Linked DNA regions of Homo sapiens: region 2 is linked to region 1. The links are chromatin loops, found by intact Hi-C in ENCODE. Cell type or tissue: mammary epithelial cell. All regions are shown on one strand. Links, peaks and the distances in the headings refer to the core of each region. The heading gives the core; the rest is flanking DNA.

What was found. Peaks named below come from ENCODE experiments on the same cell type or tissue, not always from the same donor. Only the 100,000 strongest peaks of a DNase experiment are listed, where the experiment ranks them.
Region 2: a loop joins it to region 1, with 6 times the contacts of the local background. A loop is called at or near these places in 2 of 110 quality-filtered maps.

Annotation. Positions count from the first base shown.
Region 1 is chr1:18,946,034-18,954,353 of GRCh38, reverse strand. All of the region lies in intron 1 of IFFO2 (intermediate filament family orphan 2), which reads left to right. Among named protein-coding and RNA genes, the nearest start is that of IFFO2, 6.5 kb to the left of the region's middle. RefSeq lists enhancers at 1,973-2,302, 2,323-2,372, 2,573-2,712, 2,743-2,872, 4,003-4,132 and 1 more. In mammary epithelial cell, for the core only: CTCF peaks have their summits at 4,102 and 5,203; DNase peaks (open chromatin) are centred at 463, 5,133 and 5,703; H3K4me3 peaks cover 4,602 bases; H3K27ac peaks cover 7,377 bases.
Region 2 is chr1:19,029,365-19,037,684 of GRCh38, reverse strand. All of the region lies in intron 1 of LOC105376815 (a long non-coding RNA gene), which reads left to right. Among named protein-coding and RNA genes, the nearest start is that of IFFO2, 77 kb to the right of the region's middle. RefSeq lists an enhancer at 1,301-1,872. In mammary epithelial cell, for the core only: no CTCF peak of the experiment used is centred there; a DNase peak (open chromatin) is centred at 3,524; H3K27ac peaks cover 1,072 bases.

The DNA.
Region 1 (8,320 bases), core at 13-8,012:
GCTCATCAGAGAAATGGGAATAATAAAATCTGCCCACAGTTGCTCGAGGAGACAGCAGGATGGTGATGCTCTTTGGGAGGTATAAAGTAATCATGCTGGTGTTATTAAAGATGATAGGCACTTTGTCAAGCTAGCAGGGAGTAGAAATGCTGAGAGTCCTCAAGCTCTCTCATGTGGCGCCTAGCTTCCTGGGGGTAGGTCTTACACTCCACTGGGAGACGGGCTTCTCTCCTGGGTTACCTGTTTCTCTGGAGGACTTGAGAATGGCCCGCCTGGTGCCTTGCCACAGGGAGGCCACCTCGCCGCCCCTCATGGTCAATGTCATTGGGGCAGGCTAGGGAAGCAGGCACTTGCTCTCAATGGTGAAACTGGGGAGGGATGGGCCGGGCCCTCCTGTCTGCCACTGTTGATTGTGTTGTCATGCCTCAGGCTTGTGTTGTGTTTGTTTTATTGTGTGTGTGCTTTTTGGACCTGGCTACTAAGGTGATGGAAAAACCGTGCCCAGTCTTGGAGGGAGATGGGTTGGCATTGAGCAACGATCTATTCAAGTTGCACCCAGGGCGTGGGGTGTGATGTCAGCTTCTGGCGCTGGCCTGGAATGAGACGGTGCTGCTGAGACAGGTGGAGTGCGGGCGTCTCTCTTCCCGCCCTTCTGGGATGCGTGCACACCTTGTCTTCCATTTATTTTCTGAAGTTAACTCAAGACTCATGTTGGATTTTTCCAAAGCAGGTATATTCCTTTCCTGGGGCCTCAGTTTCCCCGTCTGTGAAGTGAGGTTGAGGGGGGGCTAGAATTGCGGTCCTTGAAACCCCAGGCTTTCTTAGAGATGCTTTAGGGTTTCCTTGAATATCTAATAAAAATGATCATTTAAAAGAACATTAAGACGTTAATACAGTGATAAAAATGTGCTCACCCACCTTTAAGTTCTTAATATTAACTCACTGGGTTCTACTAACATGCTAACTTGTTAGTAGTATGTTTTGGGTATCCCTAAGAATTTTCTTTGGGGAGGAGGGCAGACATTTGATAAACATTTTTTAAAAAGTTGAAAAACCACTGGGCTAGATGATCTCAAAGGGTCTTCCCAGCCTTGGCAATATATAAATCTGAGTTTGAGCTCCCAGCCCGCTTCTGATCCCCTGGCCATAAGAGAAGTCACCGTCTAAGGGATGAGACCCAGGTGTCTGCCTGGACTGTTGTGGCCATGAAGGGCTTTAAATCATCCCAGGATATCTATTACAGAACTCCAAGCAATGATGCCCAGAAGGAGCCTAACCCAGAAGGGAAAGGTTCCAGGGTTTCCCCTGGTCCACCTGGAGGAAGCTGCAGCTCCAGAGACCCCCACTTGCTTCCCCAAAGGACAACTTAGGCTGCGAGGCTCAGCGATCTTCAAGCCGGACGCTTGTTGAGTTCCACCTCCATGATTTCTGGCCACATCCATGTACTACCGCCTGTGCTATTACGTACATAAAATATTTTAACAACTTCATTGAGGTACAACTTGCATATCACAAAAACTGCCCATTTTAAGTGTACAAGTCAAGATGAGTAAATTCACAGAGTTGTGCAGTCATTACCACAATCCCGTTTTAGGGCATTGCATCAGCCCCCAAAAAGATCCTTCATGTCCATTTACAGAAAATTCCAATTCCAAGCCCAGCCCAGGTAATCACTGACCTGCTCTGTCTCTAGAAACTAGCCTTTTCCGGACATTTCATAGAAATAGAAACATACACTCTGCAGTCTTTTGTGTTTGGCTTTTTTCACTTAGAGAATTTTTTTTGAAGTTCATCCATGTTGTAGCATGTATTTGTAGGCTGTTCCTTTTTATAGCTAAAAATATTCCTCTGTAGTATAGACCATATTGTGTTTATGAATCCACCCAGGTATTCAATGTATTTTAAATTTAAAACGTCAACTGTATACCACCGAGCATCATCTCATGTGCCATCAGTGGTCCACAAACTGTGCTTTGGAAACACCAACCCAAACCAGAGCCCCTGGCCTGGGGTGCCTGGGTCCTGGCCCCAGTCACCACTGCTTTGGTTTTCCCTTGGCCCAACCAGGTCTTTACCACGTGGGAAATGTGGTCGCTGAAGCCGCAATGAGGACGAGGTTGTCAAGCGTTGATTTGGAAACCAAAACAAACATCTCTACTCTGTCACCACCCAGGGCCACTAAAATATCTTGTTCTGACTTTGCAAGCTGGGGGCTTTTCCCTGGAGTTTCCCACTGAGTTTATCTGAACTCAACAGTGGAGAGTTCCCTGAGTTGGCATCCAGGAGACCTGGACTTTAGGTCCAGCTCTGCCACTAGGTGCTGTGTGACCTCTGGCCAACCGCTGCCCTCTCTGGGCCTCAGCTCCTCCACCTTTACATGCAGGAGTTCCTGTGGGTGATCTCTCTCAGCTTGCTCTCTACTTTAGGTCAGTGACTCCAAGAGGCCCGTGTTGTGGCTGATCTTTCTGCCTCTGGAGACCACACTGTGTTCGCTGAAGCCTTTCTCTGTTCTGGGCTTCCCCTTCCCTCTCCTATCTCTGCCCCAGATAACTAGGGTCCAGGCTCCAGGCATAGGCAGCGCTGGCCATCCCATCCCCAGGCTTAACCGGTTCAACCGTTTCCCCTGTCTTCATTGGCTCCAAGGAAGGATGCAGGAAATCTTTAAGGCTGTCAAGAAAAAGGTCCCTCCAGCCTGGCAGCTGTCACAAAGTTGCCATGGACTGGTAGGGGAAGTTGCCCTGGGCTGGTAGAGGAAGTTGCCCGGCGCTAGTAGTGCTGGCCTAGCTGCCTATCAGACAGGGCGACTCTTTTGGGGGCCTGGTGTCCCTGTCCAGAAGCCTGTCCAGCCATCCTGGCCCCCTCAGGCCTAGTGTGATTTGCAGCTGGCTGGCCTGGTTCCCTCCCGTGCGAGTGGCTGACTGTATGCGCCCCCCAGTTGAAGTCAGCCTGGAGGCTAGGTTTCTTTTTTTCCTGGTGCCTGGGGTGATTGGAGGGTGGTTTGGGAGCCTGGAGAGACCACTGTGATCATTCAGCCTGGTGGCTTTCAGGTGGGCTTTTTAGAGCCCTGGAGTCCATAGCAGGGCGCCTTGGGAGACTCGGGGGACAGTGGGAGGCTGAGTACCTGAGATTTGACCCATGTTGCCCACCATAGCTCCATGCCTCTCTGACTCCCAGACTGTCCAAAAAGTATTCCATTTTAAAAAGGGTTCTGCTGTTTTAAAAAGAAAGAAACCGCTGATTCAGCTGAGTACTTTCATTTTAAAGGTGGGGAAACCAAGGCCCAGAGGGGGGCTGGCCCTCAGTGCTGAGCTGGACAGACCTTCCATCTGCCGTGCAGAGCTGGCCTCCCCGCCTCGACATGATGCCCGCATCATCCGCCAGCAGTCGAGGCTTTGTTATGTTCTTTCCACCTTTTTGTATGTCTGTTTTAAACATTTTTTTAAAAAGCCACTTTCTGGGATGGGAGGGACTTTTGTCACAGCTATTTCTGACTGTGAGCCGGAAGGGGCTGGGCTGTCGGCTGGAATGGAGGACTCCAAAAAGGGATGGTGGGTGGGTCAGCTGGAGTGTCCCCCGCCCATTCCCGTCACACCCCAGGGGGGCCCTCAAGCAGGTGGGTGCTGGCCCCTGAATGTCCCGAAGCCCGAAGGCTGCCCTGGAATAGAAAGCTGAGGGCTTTGTTCCCTGCCACTCCCATTGACACTTTCGTTATTTCTGAAGCTGGCACCGATACGGATTCTTTATTTCTGATTTTCCAGTGAGGCAGCCTTCGATGGTGGAAAAGGGTTTTGCATCCTGGCTCTGCCACTGTCTGTGTGAACATGGGCAAGTGGCTTGGCCTCTCTGAGCTGCCCGTGGAGCTCCCCGCTTCGTCCTCTGTAAAAGAGGGATCATCTTGTTGCTCTCCCAGGGATTGAGAAGGAACAAATGAGGTCTGGTGTTAAGGTACCTGGGGCTTGGCAGATTTTGGGCATACCTACCTCCACCCCAGCCCAGCCCCCTTCCCCTGGCAAAGTCTGTTCCTTTAATTTACAAGGATTTCTCAGCATGGCCCTGACTGCCTAACAAGTCCATTTCAGGGCATGTCGCCGCTCTCTCTGTCCCATGGAGGCGCCAGAGATGGTGTTGGGGGTGGAGGGAGAACGGCTGCTTCTTTGTCCGGCATCTAAGAAGGCTGTTTGACCTACTCTTAGCAGTTGATTTGTGCCTCCGGAAATCTCTCGCCATCCCCCAGCCCTTTCTCCCAACTTCCTTTAAGAGAAACACACAAACCCCTCCATCTAGCGCCTCGGGTCCCTTGAGAACTATATTACAGAATCCCTTGGCTGGGTTGGCATTCTCACTGGGGACAAATTTGGGAGCGATTCTCAGAGCCTCAAGCTAGAGGGAGGGGAATGAGGTCCCAGAAAAGAAAAGGAAGCAGGGAGACAGCTGACGCTGAAGATTCCTTCTCAGAGGAATGCGAGGCGGGGCTTTGCCTTGGCAAACGAGACCGGATGCGGGTCCCCGGGTCCCCCTTCCCCCCACGTGTATGCACACTCACACTCACACACATGTACGTGCACACACACACATTCACATACACATGCAGATGCACACACCAGACTCTCCGTTCAGTCCTGTGGCCCACGTCCCCACACATGACCGTGTTTGAAGGACACAGAAGGGTAGACCCGGAATTTGAACACGCCCTTTGCTGCAACGAGATGCGTTGCCTTCCAGGAGAATTGATTTAAACTGTGCCATGTGTCAGTGACACCGGAGGCTGTGGGCTTTGCATTTGCAGTCCTGGCTTTTGATCGCATTGAGAGGTGAAGGCCGGCTGGCATTCCATTTATTTCCTATGTCGCGGATGGCTGAAGGCCCGGGACGGGAAGGAGGCAGCCCTGTCATGTCCCTGTGCTCAGGATTAGGGATGTGTTGCTTTTTCCTGACTTTCTGCTGTCAGGCGGTCCTAAGCACCCACCACCTCCCGATCACAGCCCCCCACACCCGGAGTTGTAACTACCTGGCATGTGTCTGCCCCTGCATCGACTGGAAGCTCTGTGGGGGCCGGCTCCAACTCTGGCTTCGTCTCCCACTGGCAGATCCCAGCCAGGACCTGGCCAAGGTCCATGCTGAGTAAATACTCATGCAGCAGGGAGGCCTCTGTGTCTGGCTGCTGTGAGCTAGTAGGCCTCCAGGAGGATGGGACAGAAGACGGACAACACAGACCACGTCCAGGGATTCGGCTGTTTGTGGAGGGGAGGGCCTGCACTTGGAATCAGAAGGCCTGGGCCAAAGTTCAAAGTTTGAATGAACCCCCAAGCCTGGCAGTGCAGGGTGCTGGGGCCCCAGGGCAGGAGTTAAAAGCCGAGTGAGCTTGGGCTAGTCACTGCCTCTCGAGCCTCAGTTTCTTCATCTGTAAAACAGGGATGCTAAGCTCTGTGTCCGGAGGTTGTGGAAGAAGTAGACAGGCTCGCCTAGCTACAGCACAGGGCGTGTAAACAGTCAAGTTCAGAATGATTTCACAGGGCAGAGAGTGGGTGCCCTACAGAGGCAGATCTGTGCTGGCCCTGTGGGGTGGGCAGAGGTTGAGAACCAAGCTGGAAACTGGGAGAGGGTGTCCCGTGCCCTTTGCTGGCAGCATCTGTGAGTTGCACAGCCCTTTGAGCATTGCCAGACTGTGAGGTGTTTAGAAAATTCCAGGCCAGATGGGAGACTGCTGAAGGTTTGTGATGTTGCCGCCGCCTGCCCACGAGGGGAGTGTCCTCCCACCCACACTGGGCACCGGGTGCTTGGCTTCCTGAGCAGGATGTGGTTTCTCATTCTAGACCTGGTACAAGAGAGGGTAGTTTTCACCCAACAGTAAACCTGGCAAATGGCAATGCCTGGTTCTCTGGAGGGTCCGTGGAGCCCAGGTCCTGGTCTGGGTTTGCCTGCGATGTGGTCTGAGCTTCACTATGCCCACGTGGGAATGGGGACAGTGGGAAGGTGGGCTTGCCCAGCAACCCTATGAAGACTACGTTCTCTCCGTAATGTAGCACAACTCTGTGCATGCCATTTAATCTCTTGCACCTCAGTTTGTCGCTCTGTACAATGGGGGTGTGGTTTCTTACGAGTTCTGCTTCCCAGGGTTGAGGTAAAAGTCAATTAAAACAGTGCAGTAGGAAAACATTTTGCAAAAGGATTTGAAAATAAATCAATATGGCTTAATGCTTCCGTTTATTGAGCACCTACTTTGTGCTAGGTGCAGTGATGACTTCTTTAAATATGTGATAATTATGGGAGCAGTCCCAAGCAGTGGGAAGTGATTATGCTCATTTTACAAATGAGAGGTTCAGAGAGGTGAAGACTTCTGTCCCAGATCTCGCCACGAGTCCGTCTGGGTCTCTGGACCCCAAGGTCAGTGCTCCTCCCAGGAGGTGGCCTTGTCCCATGCCCCTGGAGGTTGCCAAAGGCTGGCTCAGGGTGAGGAGGCAGGCAGGAGGCACGGGGTCTCCCCAGCACCTGTCACAATATTGCCATGGCGGGTGGCAGAATAGGAGGCGGCTGCTGCGCTGGGAAGACTCCCTGCTGTCACTTTACAGAAATTATTTCTTGAGAAGCAAATGAATCACTGGCAGTAGCAGGCAGATGAGGCTCCCGGGCCACTGTAGCAGGCCTGTCCAGGCCCCTGCTCTTTGGAGAAGGTCTCAATGGGGGCTGGCAGGGCTGGCAGGGGAGGAGTTGGGGAACAGGGAACACATATTATGACCCGTCTGGTGATTTCCACGCGGTCTCATTTAAACCCGGTGGTGGCACTGCAGGATGGAAACCGAGGCTCAGAGAGGAGAAGTAACTTGGAAGTCAGGCTCCAGATCCAACCTTTATCCTGTGCTGTACCCAGAAAGGGCCATGCCCATTGCAAGCCGCTTTCCTGCTGTGAGCCTCAGTTTTCATTTCTGTGAAATGTTGCCTAGCAAAGCTGGGGCAGGCTGTGGATCTCAGGCTCTCAATTAATGCTCCATTTATCTTGCCCGGCCCCTGAGTGTCCTCAGGGCACAGCCAGCCCGAGGTTCTCATCCACGGATCACCAGCAGCAGAGGGCCTCGGGCATTCTGGTGGCTGTTTGGGAGCTCGCCTCCGCCCTGGGCTGGAGTATCCCTAGCTTTTGCTTTCAGTCAGTGCTGTGAACTTTGCCAGGGAACAGGGAAGTTGTTACAATCGTTTGGTGCCTCTTGTTGGGGAAGATGAGACTGCTGGGTGTGGATGTCTGAGAAGCCAAAGTGGTGGTGGTTTCAGAACAGTGGCTGAGTACCCACCGTGGGCCAGGCCCCTGCCCTCGAGAACTCAGAATCTGGGGACATAGACAAATGTGTCATGCCATGTGGCAGCATCATGTGACAACAGCATGTGCCCAGTACCTTCTCCAACAGTGCTTGCGGATAGTAGGAACACAATAAACATGTGTTAGTTAATGAATTTCATTAAATATTTATACAACATTTACTCTTTGCCAGGCTTCATTCAAAGTGGTTTGCAAACATTTAATTCATGGAAGCTGTAATAACCCTGTGAGTTGGGTGCTATCATTAGCCCATTTTAGAGATGCTAAAACTGAGCCACAGAGGCAGGGGAGGGAACTGGGCCAAGACACCTTGAAAGTGGCAAGCCCAGGCCCGGTGCGGTAGCTCATGCCTGTAATCCCAGCACTTTAGGAGGCCGAGGCGGGTAGATCATGAGGTCAGGAGTTCAAGACCAGCCTGGCCAAGATGGTGAAACCCTGTCTCTACAAAAAAAATACAAAAAAATTAGCCGGGCATGGTGGCAGGCACCTGTAATCCCAGCTACTCAGGAAGCTGAGGCAGGAGAATGGCTTGAACTTGGAGGGCGGAGGTTGCAGTGAACCGAGATCTCGCCACTGCACTCCAGCCTGGGCAACAGAGTGAGCCTCCATCTCAAAAAAAAAAAAAAAAAAAAAAAGAAAGTGGCAAGCCCAGATCTGACCGCAGGAAGTCAGGTTCCAGTTCCAACCTTAAACCTGTGTAGTACCAGAAAGGGCCGTGCCCATTGCAAGTAGCTTCCCTGCTTGAGCCTCAGTTTTCACTTCTATGAAATGGAAGTAATAAATCTGACCTCATGAGGCTGTTTGGAGGGCTGTCTAAAATGATACCCGTGGAGCACTTTGTAAACTGGCAAGCGGAGTGCCTGTGGGGACCAAATCCTTGGGAGCCCTGAGCTCTACCCACACTGCGGTTTCTTTTCCAACTTCCCATGCAGGCTGAAGCTCCTTGAAGCTCCATGCAATGCCTTGTCCTCTCTTGCCTTTACATTCACACCTCCCCTAGATCCTGGGACG
Region 2 (8,320 bases), core at 173-8,172, 83 kb before region 1:
GAGGTTACCCAATAAATGCCACTATCTGACTTTGCTTCCGAGGGAGCCACATCCATTCCAGGTTGCTGAGATCCTGGGTTGGAAGAAGCAAAAGTTACCTGCCTGCCCTCTGCCCTTGCCATTCTCTCACCAGCACCACCACCAAAATGGGTTTAAGCTTGTGTCTCCACTGGGCCCCAAGATCTTTCTCTATTTTGGCAATCCATCCATTTCTTTGTTCATCCATATACCTAACATCTGACCACGCTCACCAGACCTGCAGTGACCCCCTAGTGTAAGCACGCCATCTCTTGCCAGGCCATCCTGAGTGGTTTTTGAGTCTCCTCTCTTGCCTCCTTAGAGACTTCCCCTCCCAAAAGTGTCCAGCACATACGTCCTCCTCCTCAGCACTAGGTTCCATATAAGGCAGAGAGGCAAGTCGTTCAATCAAAGGCTCCAACAAGACGGCGGGGCTGATCATCCAGGTAAAATGTTTAACACTTTTTTTCTTTTTTTAAAGACAGGGTCTCAGTCTGTCACCCAGGCCGGAGTACAGTGATGTGATAATGGCGGCTCACTGCAGCCTCGACCTCCTAGGGTCAGGCAATCTTCCTGCCTCAGCCTCCTAAGTAGCTGGGACTATAGGTGAGCACCACCGTGACTGGCTAATATAAAATTTTTTTTTTTTTTTTTAGTAGAGACTTGAGTCTCGCTATGTTGCCCAGGCTGGTCTTAAGCTCCCAGGCTCAAGCGATCCTCCCACCTTGGCCTCCCAAAGTGCTGGGATTACAGGCTTCATGAACACATCGTAAAGGAACGGAGCAAGAGACAGGCTGGGGTGGGTGATGTTGATATCAGGACGGGCATCCCAGAGGAGGCAAGGCATGGTGGAGTCTTCAAGGGTGCCAGGAGGAGTTGGCTGGGTGAAGGGAGGGAACAGATAGGCTGGGCCAGGGGACACTGTAATTGGCTGAGAGAGGTACAGCCAACTCCACCCTACTCAGGGCAGGTGGGCTGGTTTTTTTTGTGAGTTACCATCACCACCAGGATCATCCTCTCCCTCTCCTCCCTCCATTCGGCCCCTTGCGTCCTCCCTTGGCCACTGTACTAGCTCACTGGGTGGGGGCAAGATGAGAAGAGGAGCTCTCGCTAGCCGACATGAATGAGTAAAAGGTTGCTGCACCGTGAAACTCAGCGCTAAAGTCGGATTTGGAATGATCTGTGGGCCTCAATTATCCTGGCTTTATTTTATCTCTCTCTCTCTCCCTGGCTTTGTTGTAGGGAGTTAATATGATGATACGCGATATTGCTTTTGGCAGGAGCCGGCCGCCCAGAGAATCAGGCCCTTCTTCCCCTTGCCAGCCCCTCCTCCTCCCTGCTCAGGCTCTCTCTGACCACCGGGTGAAGGGAGTGGACCCAGCTCCTGTCACCCTGGGTGTCAGGGACACAGTGCTTTGGCTCTCTCCAGAGCTGCCAACACAACTCCCGCCCAATGAGGTGACCTGCCTGCTGGGAGGGTCTGTTTGGTTTTTAAAGAATAAATAAATAGGAGCTGCTTCTTATCCCCTACAGCTAGTTCCCAGAAGGCTGAGTGTCCTGTGCAGAATCGCGAGGCTGTGATGCCGAGCGCCAGGCAGGAGTCTAGACATGCTGGCTGCTGTGACCTGAGTTAGCACAAAGTCAAGAAAAGATTGAGGGGCTTTAGGGAGGGCATGGGGTGTGTGGCCATGTCTAGGGACTCCTCCTGATTTAAGGGCCATGATGGGGACCTCCCATCCTTGAGCAGGTCTTTGGGGAACTGAGGTGGCAGGAGGCCAAGTTGGAGCCATCCCCTGGGATTCTGACCTTGCTGGGGCTGGGTCTCACCGAATTCAAAACCTAGTGCTGAGCTGCGCCCTGGCTCTGGGGAGGTATCTGGGCCCCTGACAGGGGCTTGCCAGGGAGGTCTGAAAACAGGACCAGCTACACCCTTAGTGGGGCTCTATGCAACATGAAAACGTGCATCCCTCATTCAAAAGTTAAGAAATTCAGGACAGGGAATGCAGAGCATTAAACCAAGGGTGGGTCCTTCTGAGCCCTGTGTAACTGCAGGTGTCACACATCCAGGAAGCCAGCTGGGAGTCTGCTAGGGCTGCCGTAACACAGTACCATATACTGGGTGGCTGAAATGAACAGGAAATTGTTTCACTCTTCTGGAGGCCAGAGATCTGAGACCAAGAGCAGGCTTGGCTCCTGCGGAGGGCTCAGAGGGAGGCCCCAGCACAGGCCCCTGTCCCCACTCTTTGACGTTCCCAGGGTTGTCGAAGCATAACCCCATCTTTGCCTTCATCACGTCCTCTTTGCTCTGAGCATGTCTGTCTCTGTGCCCAAGATTCCCCTTTTAAAATGACACTGGTCATACTGGATTAGGGGCCACTACCATAACCTCATTTTAACCTGGTGCCCTCTATGAAGACTGTTTCCAGATAAGCCCACATTCTGAGGTTCTGGGGTTAGAACATCAATTTTTTTTTGTTTTGGGGGGAGGGCAGGGAACACGATTCAGCCTCTAACTGTGGCCCCACTGAGCAGCCTCCTTCAGTTCAGTTCAGCTTGGTGGACATGGACAGACACTAGTTCTGTGCCCGGCTCCCTCCTGGGGCAAGTGACCCTGCCCTGCAGGAACCTCCTGTCCCCACGGAACTCCCTGGCAGGAGGCAGGGTGGACCCTCTGGACCTGATGGCTCACAGGTCTCTGCCCTGCCTCCGTGGACTGGGGGTCCCCAGTGTGACTTTGGGAGGGTACCAACCCTGGCGACCCAGGTCATAACCCAGCTGTCACCTGAGGGCTGGCAACTCTGCTCTCGACACCCTCACTTGGGTCCTGCGATGGGGCTCCGGTGGGGGCAGTCACTGCCGGGAGTGACAACTGATGGCGTCCCTTTCTCCAGGAGGATGACACCAAGGGGGCTGCATTGTGAGTCCCTTGTCTCCTGGCGCTGTCACTCACTAATGGTGTAGGCTGAGCACCCCTCTCTTCCTCGGGCCTCTGTCTCTTTGCCTGTGGCATCTTGTCCCTAGGACCCACCTCGTGGTTCTGCTGTGACCTCCGGAAGTCCCCGCAGAACCTGGAGCTCTGTGGGCTCGGGAAGAGGCAGCGCCTGGATCCAGATCCTCCTGGGAGGTGTGGAACCTCACACAGGCCCCTCCGGGGCAGACGTGTTTGGGGCATGACTGGTGGGGATAGGGACGGGAGGAGTGGGCTGGGTCCTGGGTCCTCCCCCTGGGGGACACCTGAGGCCCTTGTGTTTTGGCTCACGCCAGGGATGGTGTCATCCATTCTTTCCGAATGAGCACTAATCACCTCCGAGAAAAAGTGCCAGCTGTGGGATTTGGGCCCGTTCCCTCTGATTGCTTTTCTTTTCCTTTTTTCTCTTTATGAGTGTGATGTGCTCAGGAGGGACAGGTGAGAAGGAGGCTGTTCTCCTTTTAAGGGCAAGGCATCTCCCCTGCCCTGACTCACCCGCCTCGCTTTTTGGCCCCCAAGCACGCTCCTTGCCTGTTAAAACTGTCCCAGGTACCGCCCCTCCTAGGAGGGCGGCCCCCACCCCCCGCCCTGCATGTTTGGGAGGCTGACTTGGCGGTGAAGTCATCCTTGGCTCGGTCCTCAGACAAGCATCTTCTTGCTTGTCTTACTGGGTTCTCACTGGCACCCCGGCTCCACCCAGGCTGGCACATGGGCTGGGACCCTGCACAAGGGGTGGGTGAGCGGGGCTGGGCACCAGGCCCCTCTGGTGCTGGCTTTTATCTGGTCCCTAACTCAGCCCCTGCAGGCTGGAGCTGATGCTGGGCCAGATCCTGGTGTGGGTCCTGGGGATACGGGGATGAGGGTCTTCCCAGACCCTGATGGGCAAGGGGAAGTGTACGCGCAGAGAGTTCCAAGCCCTGGACTATTTGTGCAAAGCATGTGGTGCACTGAGGAGGGACCTGACTACCCAGGAGTCGGGGGGAGGCCTTCTGGGAAGGCGATACTTGGAAGAATCTTCAAGGATGTACTGGAAGTCACCGGGAAAGGAGAGGGGGCGGATTGATCAGAGGGAATGGCATGTGCTAAGGCTCAGAGGTACGTGTTGGGAGCAAGAGCAGGGAGAGATGAGTGAGCGGGGAGGCATGGCTGGGCAGTAGAGGGCTCTTTGCCATGCCATGTAGCTCAGACCACGACACTGGGGCCACAGAAGGATTTGGAGCCAGAGAGTGAAATGACCAGGTTCAGTTTTTAGGTCAGTGATGCTGGCGGCTGGGTGGGGAGGGTGGACGGAGGGTGGTGACAGGTGGCAGGAAGCCCAGCGGGAAGCTGTTGAAATAGTTCAGGGGAGACGGGAGAGGTTCTGGACCAGGGCAGGGCAAGGGCAGAGGGGAGGGTTCAGGACCTGGAGCTCAGGTGGTGCTGATGGAGCAGAGAAGGGAGACAGACCCGCATGTGCTTTCACTCGCAGGCTGGGCTGGAGAGCGATGCCATTGGACTCAACAGCAGCCCAGTTGATTGGGGCCTGGTGGAGAGGTCCCTGGCTGGAGAGGAGGGCAGGTGCCTTTCTCAGCTGACAGTGCTTTTATCTTGCTTCTGACCTCAGTGCCACTTCTCTGAGATGTCCCCCATCGGCCAGCTTGCCCAGCTGTCACCCCTCACATCACATGACCCAAAGTGCGTGCATGTCCATGCTCTGGGTTGTGTCTCCCAGCACCCCTCCTGGAGGATGAGGAGGGAAGCGCAATGCCCCCCATTGCACAGATGAGATGCAGCTCACAGAGGCCGGGGGACTCCCCACGCTCTCCTGCTTCTAGAGGGTGGGGGGCTCACGTGGCTTTCCCACTGCACGGCAGCATCCCCAACATGGGTGCTTTTGGTTTGCACAGGAGAATACAGGCCCTGTCGCACTGTTCGAGAGCACTAGAGTCCGAGCCGGGTGGAGGGGTCAGCTCTGGGGTTTCCCGCTTCCCACAATGTGACCTTGGGCAAATTACTTGACTGCTCTGTGCTTTAAGTTCCTCACCTGTAAGGAGGGGCTGTTCTCATTGGGCAGGGGGAGACTTAAATGAAGTTGCATTGGCCTGCACATGGCTGACACATTCCATTGTGTATTATCACTATGCACGAAGCCTCCGCCACCCTGGTGCCTTAGGATGTGTTGAAAAGACTCCCATCTCCCGTCCTCTGAGGTCTTGTCTGCCGGGGCATCCAACCCCCACCTGCAAAGTGAAGGACCCCGACTCCCAGAGTCTCTAAATTGTGGCCACACTCATGCTGGAGAAACCTCTGTGTGACTGGGTGAGTCAGTGTCACCTGGCCTGAAAGGCCCATCAAAGAGCTCCGAGGCTGGGGCCTGGCAGCTTTGTCGCCTCCACCAGGCCCCGATCAACTGGGCTCCTGTTCAGTCCAACAGCATCGCTCTCCAGCCCAGCCCGGGGGTGAAGGCTCACATGGGTCTGTGTGTCTCTTCTCTGCTCCGTCAGCGCCACCTGAGACTTCCTGCCCTTGCTGGAAAGCGGTGGGTGAAAATAAATGCATAATAAAGTCATCAGAGAGAGGCATTTCATGCTGGGTGCGGTGGCTCATGCCTGTAATCCCAGAACTTTGGGAGGCTGAGGTGGGCAGATCGCTTGAGGCCAGGAGTTCGAGACCAGCCTGGCCAACATGGTGAAACCCCATCGCTACTAAAAATACAAAAATTAGCCGGGTATGGTGGCGCACGCCTCTGGTCTCAGTTAATTGGGAGGCTGAGACATGAAAATCTCTTGAACCTGAGAGGCGGAGGTTACAGTGAGCCGAGCTCGTGCTACTGCATTCCAACCTGGGTGACAGAATGAGACTGTCTCAAAAAAAACCAAAGAGGCATTTCTGTGTGTCTGCCGTAGGAGGGCTGCTGTGTATCCAGGTCACTAAACTCCGTCATTCATTCATCGTTTTGATCTCTTTGAATAAGCTGAGCAAGGACTTAGAAGCCATAACTCTTCTACTCTCAAGATATGCCTAAGAAATGGTTAGGCTCATGCAATGCGGCTCTACCCATCCATAAGAACGATGTCCTAGGTACATATTCAGGAGTGTGGCGCTAGGTCCACATAATATTGTTGAATTTAAAGAAGACAGTTGCTAAACAGAATCTAGAGTTTGACCCTATTTCAGTAAAATATTCATCACCAAAACTCCCAGAGAGAGTCCAGAGAGAAACCCACCAACATGGTGTCAGGGGTTCTTTCTGGATGAGGGCTTTACAGGTGATCTTTGCTTTCTGATTTATACCTTTCAGGATTATCTAGAATAGGGGTTGCAAACTATGGCCCATGGGCCAAATGCAGCTGATGGTCTGTTTTCATACAGCCCATGAGCTAAGGATGGCTTTTACCTTTTGAAATGATTGTAAAAACAAACAAACAAAAACAGAAGAATTTGCTATAGCGAGCATGTGATCCACAAAACCTAAATTATTTAGGCTCTGCATAGAAAAATAATTTGCCAATCTTTGATCTAGAAAAACATTAACATTGACATGTGCTAACGCTATCATAAAAACAACAAAATGTTTCCTTTTCAGAAGGTAATACATTTAGCAAGCAGATGCATCAGAATCCTCTTTCTTTTTCTTTCTTTCTTTCTTTCTTTCTTTCTTTCTTTCTTTCTTTCTCTCTCTTTCCTTCCTTCCTTCCTCCCTCCCTCTCTTTCTCTTCTCTCTTTCTCTCTCTCTCTTTCTTTCCTTCCTTCCTTTCTTTCTTTTCTTTCTTTTTCTCTTTCTTTCTTTCTTTCTTTTTCTTTCTTTCCTTCCTTCCTTCCTTCCTTCCTTCCTTCCTTCTTTCTTTCCTTCCTTCCTTCCTTCCTTCTTTCTTTCCTTCTTGCTTTCTTTCTCTCTCTCTCTTTCCATCTCTCTTTCCCTCCCTCTCTCTCTTTCTTTCTTCTTTCTTTCCTTCCTTCTTTCTTTCCTTCTTGCTTTCTTTCTCTCTCTCTCTCCCCCTCCCCTCCCCTCCCTCCCTCCCTCCCTCCCTTCCTTCCTTCCCCCATCTCTCCCTTTTTTTTAGACAGGTCTTTTTCTGTCACTCAGGCTGGAGTGCAACGGTGCGATCTGGGCTCACTGCAACCTCTGCCTCCTGGTTCAAGTGATTCTCCCATCTCAGCCTTCCCAGTAGCTGGGATTACAGGCTCATGCCACCATGCCCAGCTAATTTTTGTATTTTTTGGTAGAGACACGGTTTCACCATGTTGGCTAGGCTGGTCTCGAACTCCTGACCTCACGTGATCCACTCTTCCCGGCCTCCCAAAGTGCTGGGATTACAGATGTGAGCCCAGAATCATTTATTTCTATTCAACAACACCCCTATGGGTTGAGCACTGTGCTAGACTCACCCCTCCTTCCCTCCTTCTCCTTTCTTTCCCACTTTCCTTCCTTCCTCTCTCCCCTGCTCCAGCCTCCCACTTTTTCTCCCTTGCTTCTTCTCTCCTCCCTCCCTCCCTCCTTCTCTCCTCCCTCCCTCTCTCCTCCCTCCCTCCCTCCTTCCCTTCTGTCTCCAGACTTTTCCCGAGCACCTTCTATGTGCCAGAGGCTTACAAACTGATGGGAGGCAAATCAGGAACAAGTCATCATCACACATCATCCTCAGGGCCACAGTGTGCCTGTTCAAGGGGGAGAGGCCACCAGGGTGGGGACACTGGCTGTGCCTGGAGTTGGCGAAGGGTGCTCCAAGGGCATAGCTCAGGATCTCCCACAGTCACCTGGGAGCCAGGACAGGCCCTCAGAAAGGCGATTCGAAACATCAGGCCCCTGAGCCTGGCCCCCAGCAAAGAGTGCTTGGAGTCCTCCAGACCTGAGTGACCAGGGGGGTACTTTGTGACCACATAGGGGCTTGTTTGAGGACTTTCAGAGTTGAACATCCACAAACAGGAGCAGAATGTTGGGCTAGTAGAGGACCAGCAGGATCCAAGGCCAATCCCAGGGGGTGGGTATCCCCGAGGGGTCCCAGTAGCAATGACAGACACACAGGCAGCCTCACACGGCCGCCAGGCAGGATGGAGCAAGGCAGGCGGCAGGCGGCAGGCGGCAGGTGGCTGGCGGCAGGGTGCTGTTGCAATCGTGCCCTGCTCCTGCCCAGCCTGCTTCCTGCAGCCATGCCTGAGGCCAGCACCTCCCTCCTGTCAACTGGACTGGTTCCTTCTGTCAAACCAGTAGAAGGAATTGGGAAACGACAGTGGGGCAGGGGTGGGAAGCTGGGGGACACCCCTTCCGTCTTCTTAATCACTGCATCTAACTTTCAGTACATCTTTCGAGCCTTACTCATGCATGAGATTACCATGACGTTCCTAGCACCCAGGACA